2 separate regions of the Homo sapiens genome follow, and region 2 is linked to region 1. Evidence: read pairs that join two places in POLR2A ChIA-PET (ENCODE). Cell type or tissue: Caco-2. All regions are shown on one strand. Each heading gives the region's core, and the rest is flanking DNA. Links, peaks and the distances in the headings are about the cores only. Region 1 overlaps OCLN (occludin). Region 2 overlaps MARVELD2 (MARVEL domain containing 2).

The links. Peaks named below come from ENCODE experiments on the same cell type or tissue, not always from the same donor. Only the 100,000 strongest peaks of a DNase experiment are listed, where the experiment ranks them.
Region 2: POLR2A ChIA-PET joins it to region 1 with 5 read pairs; 9 of 35 experiments call an interaction of 5 or more read pairs at or near these places.

Annotation. Positions count from the first base shown.
Region 1 is chr5:69,498,934-69,504,310 of GRCh38, forward strand. It overlaps OCLN (occludin), which reads left to right. Exons shown (of 9, transcript NM_001205254.2): 2 at 5,244-5,361. The coding sequence starts at 5,312. Among named protein-coding and RNA genes, the nearest start is that of OCLN, 8.8 kb to the left of the region's middle. RefSeq lists an enhancer at 849-1,398. In Caco-2, for the core only: no CTCF peak of the experiment used is centred there; DNase peaks (open chromatin) are centred at 1,158 and 3,178.
Region 2 is chr5:69,430,449-69,435,825 of GRCh38, forward strand. MARVELD2 (MARVEL domain containing 2) reads left to right here. Exons shown (of 7, transcript NM_001038603.3): 4 at 2,079-2,227; 5 at 2,474-2,645. Among named protein-coding and RNA genes, the nearest start is that of MARVELD2, 18 kb to the left of the region's middle. In Caco-2, for the core only: no CTCF peak of the experiment used is centred there; no DNase peak of the experiment used is centred there.

The sequences.
Region 1 (5,377 bases), core at 317-5,316:
CTCCCAAAGAGCTGGAATTACAGGTGTGAGCCACTGCACCCAGACCTCTTGTAGACTTTAAATAATCTCTAGTTATAATACCGTATACAATGTAAATACTATGTAGAATTGTGATATTGTAGTTTTAAAAATCTATTTTTTGTTTTATTGTTTATTATTTTTTTAGACAGGGTATTACTGTTACTCAGGCTGGAGTATAGTGGCATGATCACTCCAGCCTCAACTTCCTCTGCTCAAGAGATCCTCCCATCTCAGTCTCTTGAGTAGCTGGAACTTACAGGGATGTGCCACCATGCCTGGCTAATTTTAAGAAAAATTTTTTGTGGAGATGGGGTCTTACTATGTTGCTGTGGTCAGTCTTGGACTCCTGGGTTCAAGTGATCTTCCTGCTTCAGCTTCCTAGAGTGTTGGGATTACAGGTGTGAGCCACTGTACCTGCCCTGTAATTTTTAATTTTTTTTTCCCCTGAATATTTTCTGTCTGAGGTTGGTTGAATCAGAATTTAAAACCCATGGATGTGGAGGGTCAGCTGTATTTGAAAATGGATACAATATACCTAAGTGCCTAAGCACTGAAATTTCTTACTTTCAGGATAACCACCTTATGATGAATGCAGTTGCCCATTTTCTTGAAGACTTTTTCTTGTGGTTTTTTTCTTTCTTTTTTTTTTGAGCCGGAGTCTCGCTCCGTCGCCAGGCTGGAGTGCAGTGGCGTGACCTCAGCTCACTGCAACCTCCTCCTCCTGGATTCAAGCGATTCTCCTGCCTCAGCCTCCTGAGTAGCTGGGGCTACAGGCGCGCGCCACCAAGCCCAGCTAATTTTTGTATTTTTTTAGTAGAGACAGGGTTTCACTATGTTGACCAGGATGGTCTTGATCTCTTGACCTCGTGATCCACCCGCCTCGGCCTCCCAAAGTGCTGGGATCACAGGCGTGAACCACTGCGCCCAGCTCTTTAAGACTTTTTCTTATCCCAGTGCAGAGGTCAGGATTATTCCCGCATTTGAGTGCACTTAGAGGAGATAAGGAATTTGTCTCAGATTGCGAGCCAGTAAATGGGGGCTGTTAAAACCACTAGGTTGTTTCAAACTCATCATTCTGACATTACAGAGATCTTGCTTAGTGTTGATGGCCCTAGCCAATGGGTTAGTTATCCTTTCCAGTGTGTTTGGTCAGCTGCAAATCTGGATAAGCGTGTCTCCTCCACTTTGTCTGTGTTTACCAGTGGAGACCTCCCACCAGGTGGACATAAATGGTTCATTCTTTTGTGCTAATTGGGTGCCGTAATCCAGCCCCTTGGGAATCTGCCCACCCACACAAGGATGTGCTCAAGATTTTCAGGATTCTTTCTCTCTGCATTCCCTGAAGAGGAAATAATAAAGGAGAAAATAAAATCCACCAGTTTGGTAACCTTCCCAGAAAAGGAAATGAAGTTGGTGTGGCATGACTTGTTCTTAACGAGCTTTCTTTTCTTTTTTTTTTTTTTGAGACGGAGTTTTGCTCTTTTTGCCCAGGCTGGAGTGCAATGGCGCAATACTGGCTCACTGCGAACTCCGCCTCCCAGGTTCAAGCAATTCTGCTACCTCAGCCTCCCAAGTAGCTGGGTTTACAGGCATGCACCACCACGCCCCTCTAATTTTTTGTATTTTTAGTAGAGATAGGGTTTCACCACATTGGTCAGCTGGTCTTGAACTCCAGACCTCATGTGATCCACCTGCCTCGGCCTCCCAAAGTGCTGGGATTACAGGCATGAGCCACATGATTTGGTTCACAATTTAAAATCCGTGCTTTTGGGGAGACGTGACAACTCTGAATCCTGGAAATAGCAGTTTGAAAAGGGATCTTGTTTGAATTTTTGACAACTTAAGACTGAGTCTGGATTAATTTAGAGTTTCCAAAACTACCACTGAACCTAGAATTTGGGGATATTTGACATTCAGCTTCAGAACTAGGATCCCACATTTAATAGTGCTTAACTTCAGATTTTCTGTTTTACTTTTTTTTTTTAAAGGAGTCTTGCTCTGTCACCCACGCTGGAGTGCAGTGGCACAATCTTGGCTCACTGCAACCTCCACCTCGGGCTCAAGCGATTCTCATGCCTCAGTTTCTCAAGTAGCTGGGATTACAGGCACGTGCCACCATGCCCAGCTAATTTTTGTATTTTTAGTAGAGACGGGGTTTTGCCATGATGGCCAGGCTGGTCTCGAACTCCTGACCTAGGGTGATCCACCTGTCTCCACCTCCCAAGTGCTGGAATTACAGGTGTGAGCCACCTCACCTGGCCTAAATTCAGTATTCCTTAATGTTCTTTTTCTGAAGACAATCTGGACTTTTGCCTTTTTATAGTACCATAACATTTTCGCCTAAATTGCTCATTTGTATGTGTGTTTCACCATTACTAGAATATAGAGAAATTGGCCAGGTGTATTGGCTCATGCCTGTAATCCCAGTACTTTGGGAGGCCAAGGCAGGTGGATAGCTTGAGCTCAGGGGTTTGAGACCAGCCTGGGCAACATGGTGAAACCTTATCTCTACTAAAAATACAAAAATTAGCCAGGCGTGGTGGCATGTGCCTGTAGTCCAGCTACTTGTGAGGCTGAGGCAGGAGGATTGCTTGAGCCTGGGAGGCAGGTTGTAGTGAGCTGAGATGATGGCACTGCATTTCATCCTGGGCAACAGAATGAGACCTTGTCTCAAAAGAAAAAAAAAAAAAGTATAGAGAAATTGACTTGAGTGCTAGTTACAGGGCTGTGTACACTTATGATTTGTGCACTTTTCTCTATGGTATACTTTAAAAGTGGCTTTTAAAAATGTAGAAAAGTCATCTTCCTTCATGTCTTTGGAAAATTATGCTAATTGTGTTGGTGTTATTAACATTCTATATATTTCCATCTTTGAGGATTTATCTAATACATAGTTGGGCAGGGTTTAATTCTGAGAGATTTGAAATACACTGTCCTAAAGGGTATAGAAGAGAGTTGCCAGGTGGGGCGTGGTGGCTCATGCCTGTAATCCCAGCACTTTGGGAGGCCAAGGAGGGCAGATTGCCTGAGCTCAGGAGTTTGACACCAGACTGTGCAACATGGTGAAACCCCATCTTTACTAAAAATACAAACAATTAGCCGGGCGTGGCAGCGTGCGCCTGTAGTCCCAGCTACTCGGGAGGCTGAGGCAGGAGAATCGCTTGAAGCCGGGAGGCGGAGATTGCAGTGAGCTGAGATCATGCCATTGCATTCCATCCTGGTGACAGAGCGAGACTCGGCTCAAAAAAAAAAAAAAGAGTTGCCATTAATTTAAAAAAAAGTTTTAAGAGTCTGAATTGATGTACTGTTGTTAATATATTAATGTATGATTGTACAGACCGTATTAGAAAAGGAAAAAAAATCAGATACTTTAATGTACTCATTATAGATGTTACTCAAGTGTCATTCAGGGATCATACCTTTTAAAGTTACTCTGATACTTTTCCGTTACCTTCAACTTGAAAGCACAAGAGGTTTTGCAGGCAGAGATATCCATGGTCCAATCTGGTTCCTGTAAACATTCAACAAATTATCTGGACGTCTACTATGTGCCAGGCATTGATTTAATCAGTGAACAAAACATGCAAAAATTCCTGCTCACATGGAATTTACCTTCCAGTAGATCTCAAAGTTCCCTACTCTACTAATCACTGGTATAACCTGGAAAGAATTTATTGTTGGTTCAACATAGCTAAGGAGTGGCATGAAGTTCTGTAGCTGATGTGGGAAGTACCTTGCCAGTGTCTCCAGCACTGGGTTTTCTAGAATAATCCTCAAGCTTTATAGGTTAGGGGGTTGTGTGTTTACCACATCTTGCTGAGACTTGTCTTTTTCCTGGAGAGCTCTCAGTGCCCATGGATCCACCTACGGACGTAGGCAGATGACCTCCATCTTCACTTCCTCATGGATGCTAACACCAGATGTGCACTCCCCACAAAAACTGGTGTTTCCCAAATGGAACTCATTGTTTCAAACTAGCATAGTGAAAAGCACATGAAATCATCTGGGTTCAAGTTACATCTGAGTGACTCACTGACATCCATATAACCTTGAGCATATTACTTCACATCTCTTTCTGACCCTCTTTGCATCTGTAAAGTGACTAATCAACCATGGAGGGTCGTTTTGAGGATGAAAGGAGGTTTTATGTAAAGCACCCAGCACGTCGGTAGGTGTCTGATGAATGTTAGTTTCCTTCCTATCTTCTGTCTCCTAAGCTAGTCCTTCATTGTTGCCTCACACCTAGGTTTGCTGCTGCTGACTGTAGGTGCTCCTTTTTACTGTTGACTTTGTCTTTCAAATCTGGTTCAAATCAAACTTACACCTCCCTTGCCGAGAATCACGAACTGGCTCCCTGTTTCCTACCTGAAGGAAGTGAGACACTCCCACTAGACTTTCAAAGCCCTCCCTTTTCTTACTCATCCTCCATCCACTATATTCTTACTGTAACCTTATTTTAAAAGATGACACCATTCCACCATGCTCCCACTTCACTGTTCCATAAGCTAGCCACCTGTGTTATCAGCACCACACCAGCCTGGAAGAGCCAGGACCCCAGCGCTGGCTGTCATACGTCACTCCCACAGGCTCTCCTGGTCTAGTGTAGGCACTTAATAAATGCTTGTTGAGTGAAATTTCTCCTCAGATGTTTAGGAACTTGTGCTGAAGAATTTTAGGACAAAATTTCAGAAAATGACCAATTAATACCATGCATATTGTTTTTTCTCCCCTTGTATAAAAATTGTGCTCAGTTTCGAAGACTTGGAAAAGGAGATAAGGGAAAAATATCTACAATTCCACCATTTATAGATGCATTTTATTATCATTTTTAATGATAAAGGCATTTAACCCATTAGATGGTTACTTTGCATTGAGGAGCTAGTATGTGCTAGTGCGGCTATATGTGCACTTTCTTATACATTCTCATTTAATATGAACTTTCAAAAGTAATATGAAATTATATATATTTCAAATTTTTGTACAAAAAATACAGGAATTAGCCAGGCATGGTGGTGCAGGTCTGTAGTCCTAGCTACTTGGGAGGCTGAGGTAGGAGGAGTACTTGAGCCTGGTAGATCAAGGCTGCAGTGAGCTGTGATTGGACCACTGCACTCCAGCCTGGGTGACAGGGTGAGACCCTGTCTCGGGGTGGGGGTGGGATGAAGAAAAGAAAGAAACTGTGAGCTTAGTAGTAATGCCATAACTCTACTTTTGTTGCTTAGATTGGTTTATCTTGGAAGCTAAAGGGCATTGCTCATCCTGAAGATCAGCTGACCATTGACAATCAGCCATGTCATCCAGGCCTCTTGAAAGTCCACCTCCTTACAGGCCTGATGAATTGTAAGTAAATAATTCT
Region 2 (5,377 bases), core at 146-5,145, 69 kb before region 1:
CAAGCAGTCCTCCTGCTTTGGCCTCCCAAAGTGCTAGGATTACAGGAATGAGCTACTGCACGTGGCCTAGTTCTGGGTTTTATTTATTTATTTATTTATTTTTGAGACGGCGTCTCGCTCTGTCACCCAGGCTAGAGTGCAGTGGCACAATCTCAGCTCCTTGCCACCTCCGCCTCCCGGGCTCAAGCCATTCTCCTGCCTCAGCCTCCTGAGTAGCTGGGATTACAGGCGCACACCACCACATCCGGCTAATTTTTGTATTTTTAGTAGAGACAGGGTTTCACCATGTTGGCCAGGCTGGTCTTGAACTCCTGACATTAAATGATCCACCCCCCTCGGCCTCCCAAAGTGCTGAGATTACAGGCGTGAGCCACCTTGCCTGGCCCAGTTCTGGGTTTTAATTGTGGCTTTTCTACTTAATAGTTATGTGACCTTGGAGAATTGACTTGACCTCTCTGAACCTCACTTCTGTTTTTAATTTTTTTTTTTTAAGAGACAGGGTCTTGCTCTGATGCCCAGGCTGGAGTGCAGTGGACCATTCACAGCTCCCTGCAGCCTCGAACTCCTGGCCTCAAGTGATCCTCCCACCTCCCACCTCAGCCTCCCAAAGTGTTAGGCTTACACGTGTAAGCCCCTGCACCTGGCCTCAACCTCACTTCTTTTCTTTTCTTTTTTTTTTTTTTTGAGACAGAGTCTCACTCTGTTGCCCAGGCTGGAGTGCAGTGGCGTGATCTTGGCTCACTGCAAGCTCCGCCTCCTGGGTTCACACCATTGTCCTGCCTCAGCCTCCCAAGTAGATGGGATTACAGGCGCCCGCCACTATGCCCGGCTAATTTTTATATTTTTAGTAGAGACAGGGTTTCACCATGCTGGCCAGGCTGGTCTCGAACACCTGACCTCGTGATCCACCGACCTCGGCCTCCCAAGGTGCTGAGATTACAGGCATGAGCCACCGTGCCCGGCCAACTCATTTCCTTTTCTAATCCACTCAGTGGTTACTTACAATTAAATCATCCCAAATTGCCATTATCATTACTTTCTCTTTCCATTTAAGTAGGCTTGTTCCATTTTTATCCTTGAATTTATTTTGAATTACATTTTTTATTCTTTTACGTTTAGTTGGGGTGTAAATTCTAAATAGGTAAGTTCTTAAGACTGCGTGTTTGGCATTGCATCATCCACCTTTGACATGTACACGATTGGGGCTGGAGTGTGTTTTACCTACTGTGTATTACCATATCCCAAATGTGATTCCCTTAGCTATTACAGAAACGTTCAGAACAACTTTGTGACTATAAAACATATAATTGTGATGTGAAATGTTAACTCTTATTTCCACTTTTCTTCCTCCTGTCTTCCTCCCCATTTTCTTCTTCTTCTTCTTTTTTTTTTTTTTTTTTTTTTTTGAGCCAGAGTCTCACTCTATCGCCCAGGCTGGAGTGCAGTAATGCAATCACAGCTCACTGTAACCTCTACCTCCTGGACTCAAGCAATCCTCCCACCTCAGCCTCCAAGCCTCCCAAGTAGCTACTAGCGGACTACAGACACACACCGCTGCATCTGCCAGATTTTTTTTTTTTTAAACAGAGTCTCAGTCTGTCTCCCAAGCTGGAGTGCAGTGGTACAATCTTGGTTCACTGCAACCTCCACCTCCTGGGCCCAAGTGATTCTCCTGCCTCAGCCTCCCGAGGAGCTGGGATTATAGGCACCCGCCACCACTCCCAGCTAATTTTTGTATTTTTAATAGAGATGGGGTTTTACCATGTTGGCCAGGCTGGTTTCAAACTCCTGATCTCAAGTGGTCAGCCCACCTCGGTTTCCCAAAGTGCTGGGATTACAGGCGTGAGCCACTGTGCCTGGCCTTAAACTTTTTATAGAGACAGGGTCTTGCCATGTTGGCCAGGCTGGTCTTGAACTCCTGGCCTCATGTGATCCTCCGGCTTTGTCCTCCCAAAGTGCTAGGATTACAGGTTTGAGCCACCCCACCTGATCTTCTTCCTCATTTTCTAAGAATGAATTCAGAGGGTTTTTTTCTACTTATGTTTATTAACAAATCCTCTTTTTCTCCCTAACTGCAGTGTGAAATGGCCACCAGTGGTGACAGACAAAGAGACTCAGAAGTTAATTTCAAGGAACTGAGAACAGCAAAAATGAAACCTGAACTACTGAGTGGACACATCCCCCCAGGCCACATTCCTAAACCTATCGTGATGCCCGACTATGTGGCGTGAGTGTCAGTCTGAATTCTTCCTCAAGGTAGAAGTTGAGGGGCCCCATTTGGTCCTTTCATTTTCCAGTTTGTCTCCAAGTTAATACTCTGTGCTTAAAATCGTGTATGTAAATAGTTGTTATCTGAGAGGTAATGTATTGAATTGAAGGTACAATATGATCAGTAAGGAATAAGATAAGCTGATTTCCCATTCAGCTTCTTTTAGTGAAACAATTATATCTTTGGCTTATGTTTTTCCCCTAGAAAATACCCTGTGATTCAGACAGATGATGAGCGAGAACGCTATAAAGCTGTGTTCCAAGACCAGTTTTCAGAGTACAAAGAGCTGTCTGCAGAAGTTCAGGCTGTCCTGAGGAAGTTTGATGAGCTGGATGCAGTGATGAGCAGATTGCCACATCATTCGGAAAGCCGACAGGTTAGTATGTGCAGCTGCCTAGGAGGAGCACTGAAATCTAGAGGATGAATAAAATCTGGCTTTTTTTTTTTTTTTTTTTTTTTTCTGTGAGACAGAGTCTTGTTCTGTTGCCAGGCTGGAGTGCAGTGGCACAATCTTGGCTTGCTGCAACCTCCACCTCCTGGGTTCAAGCAATTCTCCTGCCTCAGCCTCCCGAGTAGCTGGGATTACAGGCACATGCCACCACACGTAGCTAATTTTTTTCTATTTTTAGTGGAGACGCGGTTTTGCCATGTTGGCCAAGAGTGGCCTCAAGTGATCCACCTGCCTTGGCCTCCCAGAGTGCTGGGATTACAGTCATGAGCCACCGCATTTGGCATAAAATCTGGCTTTTTTTTTTTTTTAAGGCTAGAATCTCACTCTGTCACCCAGGCTGGAGTGCAGTGGCGTGATCTTGGCTCACTGCAAGCTCCACCTCCCGAGTTCATGCCATTCTCCTGCCTCAGCCTCCCGAGTAGCTGGGACTAAGGCGCCTGCCACCACGCCCAGCTAATTTTTTTGTATTTTTAGTAGAGATGGGGTTTCACCGTGTTAGCCAGGATGATCTTGATCTCCTGACCTCGGGATCCACCTGCCTCGGCCTCCCAAAGTGCTGGGATTCAGGTGGGAGCCACCACGCCTGGCCCCCAAAATCTGGCTTTTAAAAAAATTTATAACCATTTACATCTGCTTTCTGTGTCTAGGAAAGCATTTGAGATCCTCAAGGTGTCTAGTCAAGATGACAATTCAAATTATGTAACTTAATATCTTTTGTCTTCAATTATTAAACAGTATTTCTTCTTTTTTTTTTTTCACTCTGTGCTTACCCATATTTTATTTTCTTACTTAAGTAAAATACGAATTTGCCTAAGATAGATACTGAGTCAGTCAGGGTCCCAAAGGAGACAGATAGCACATTCAAACTAGGATAATTCACAAAGGTTTATTCAGAAAGGGAATGTAGGGAAGCCACCAGGGGCATTGCATTCCCCTGCTAAGCCAGAGCCCAGCAGTTAGCACCCCAGGCCCAAAGGCAGAGCGCCCACTGAGTAAGAGTAGAGAGCAGAAATGGCCAGGCGCAGTGGCTTATGCCTGTAATCCCAACACTTTAAGAGGCCAAGGTGGGCAGATCGCTTGAGCCCAGGCATGCAAGACCAGCCTGGACAACATGGTGAAACCCTGTCTCTACAAAAAATATAAAAATTAGCCGGGCATGGTGGCATGCACCTGTAGACCCAGCAGGAGGCTGAGGTGCAAGGATTGCCTGAACCCAGGAGGTGGAGTTTGCAGTGAGCTGTGATTTTGTCACTACACTCCAGCCTGAAGGACAGAGTGAGACCATGTCTCCAAAAAAAAAAAAAAAAGCAAGCAGATATGAGATATGCTACAAATGTGAGCTGCTGGACACACACATCAGACAGGTAGCTGTGATTATGACAAAGAGGAAAACCAGGAGTAGATATGGTAGTTACAGAGGCTTAAGCTTTTTCGTAGTGCTCTTCCGCACCCCCCACATTTTTCACATTTTGAAATAGGAATATTGAAATAGGAATGCCTTATAACCTGTGCCATTTTTTAATTTTTATTTTATTTTATTTTTTTGAGATGGAGTTTTGCTCTTGTTGCCCAGGCTGGAGTGCCATGGCGCGATCTCGGCTCACTGCAACCTCTGCCTCCCGGGTTGAAGCGATTCTCCCACCTCGGCCTCCCAAGTAGCTGGGATTCAGGCATGCGCCACCATGCCCAGCTAATTTTGTATTTTTAGTAGAGACGGGGTTTCACCATGGTGGTTAGGCTGGTCTCAAACTCCTGACCTTATGATCCACCCGCCTTAGCCTCCCAAAGTGCTGGGATTACAGGCGTGAGCCACCGTGCCTGGCCACCTGTGCCATTTTTTAATCAGATGTACTCTTTTTTTTTTTTTTTTTTGAGATGGAGTCTTGCTCTGTCACCCAGACGGGAGTGCAGTGGTGCAATCTCGGCTCACTGCAACCTTTGCCTCCCAGGTTACGCGATTCTCCTGCCTCAGCTTCCTGAGTAGATGGGACTATAGGTGCACACCCGGCTAATTTTTGTATTTTTAGTAGAGGCAGGGTTTCCCCATTTAGGCCAGGCTGGTCTCGAACTCCTGACCTCAGGTGATCCACCTACCTCAGCCTCCCAAAGTGCTGGTATTACAGGCATGAGCCACTGCATCCGGCCCAGATGTACTCTTTTTAATTGAGATCTCATTCACATATAATAAACCCACCCTTTTAAAGTGTACAATTCAGTGAATTTTAGTATAGTTACAGAGTTTTGCAATCAGCACCACTCAAATTCCACAACAGTTTTATCACCCCAAAAAGAAACCCTATATTGGCTGGGTGTGGTGGCTCATGCCTGTAATCTCAGCAGTTTGGGATGCTGAGGCAGGCAGATCACTTGAGGTCAGGAATTCGAGACCAGCCTGGCCAACATGGTGAAATGCTGTCTCTACTAAAAGTACAAAAATTAGTTGGGCATGTTGGCAGGCTGAGTAATCTCAGCTACTTGGGAGGCTGAGGCAGGAGAATCACTTGAACCCAGGAGGTGGAGGTTGCAGTGGGCCAAGATTGCGCCACTGCACTCCAGCCTGGGCAACAGAGTGAGACCCTGTCTCAAAAAAAAAAAAAAAAAAAAAAAAAATGAAACCCTTTACGAATTAGCAGTTATTTCCCATTCTCAGCTCTGTC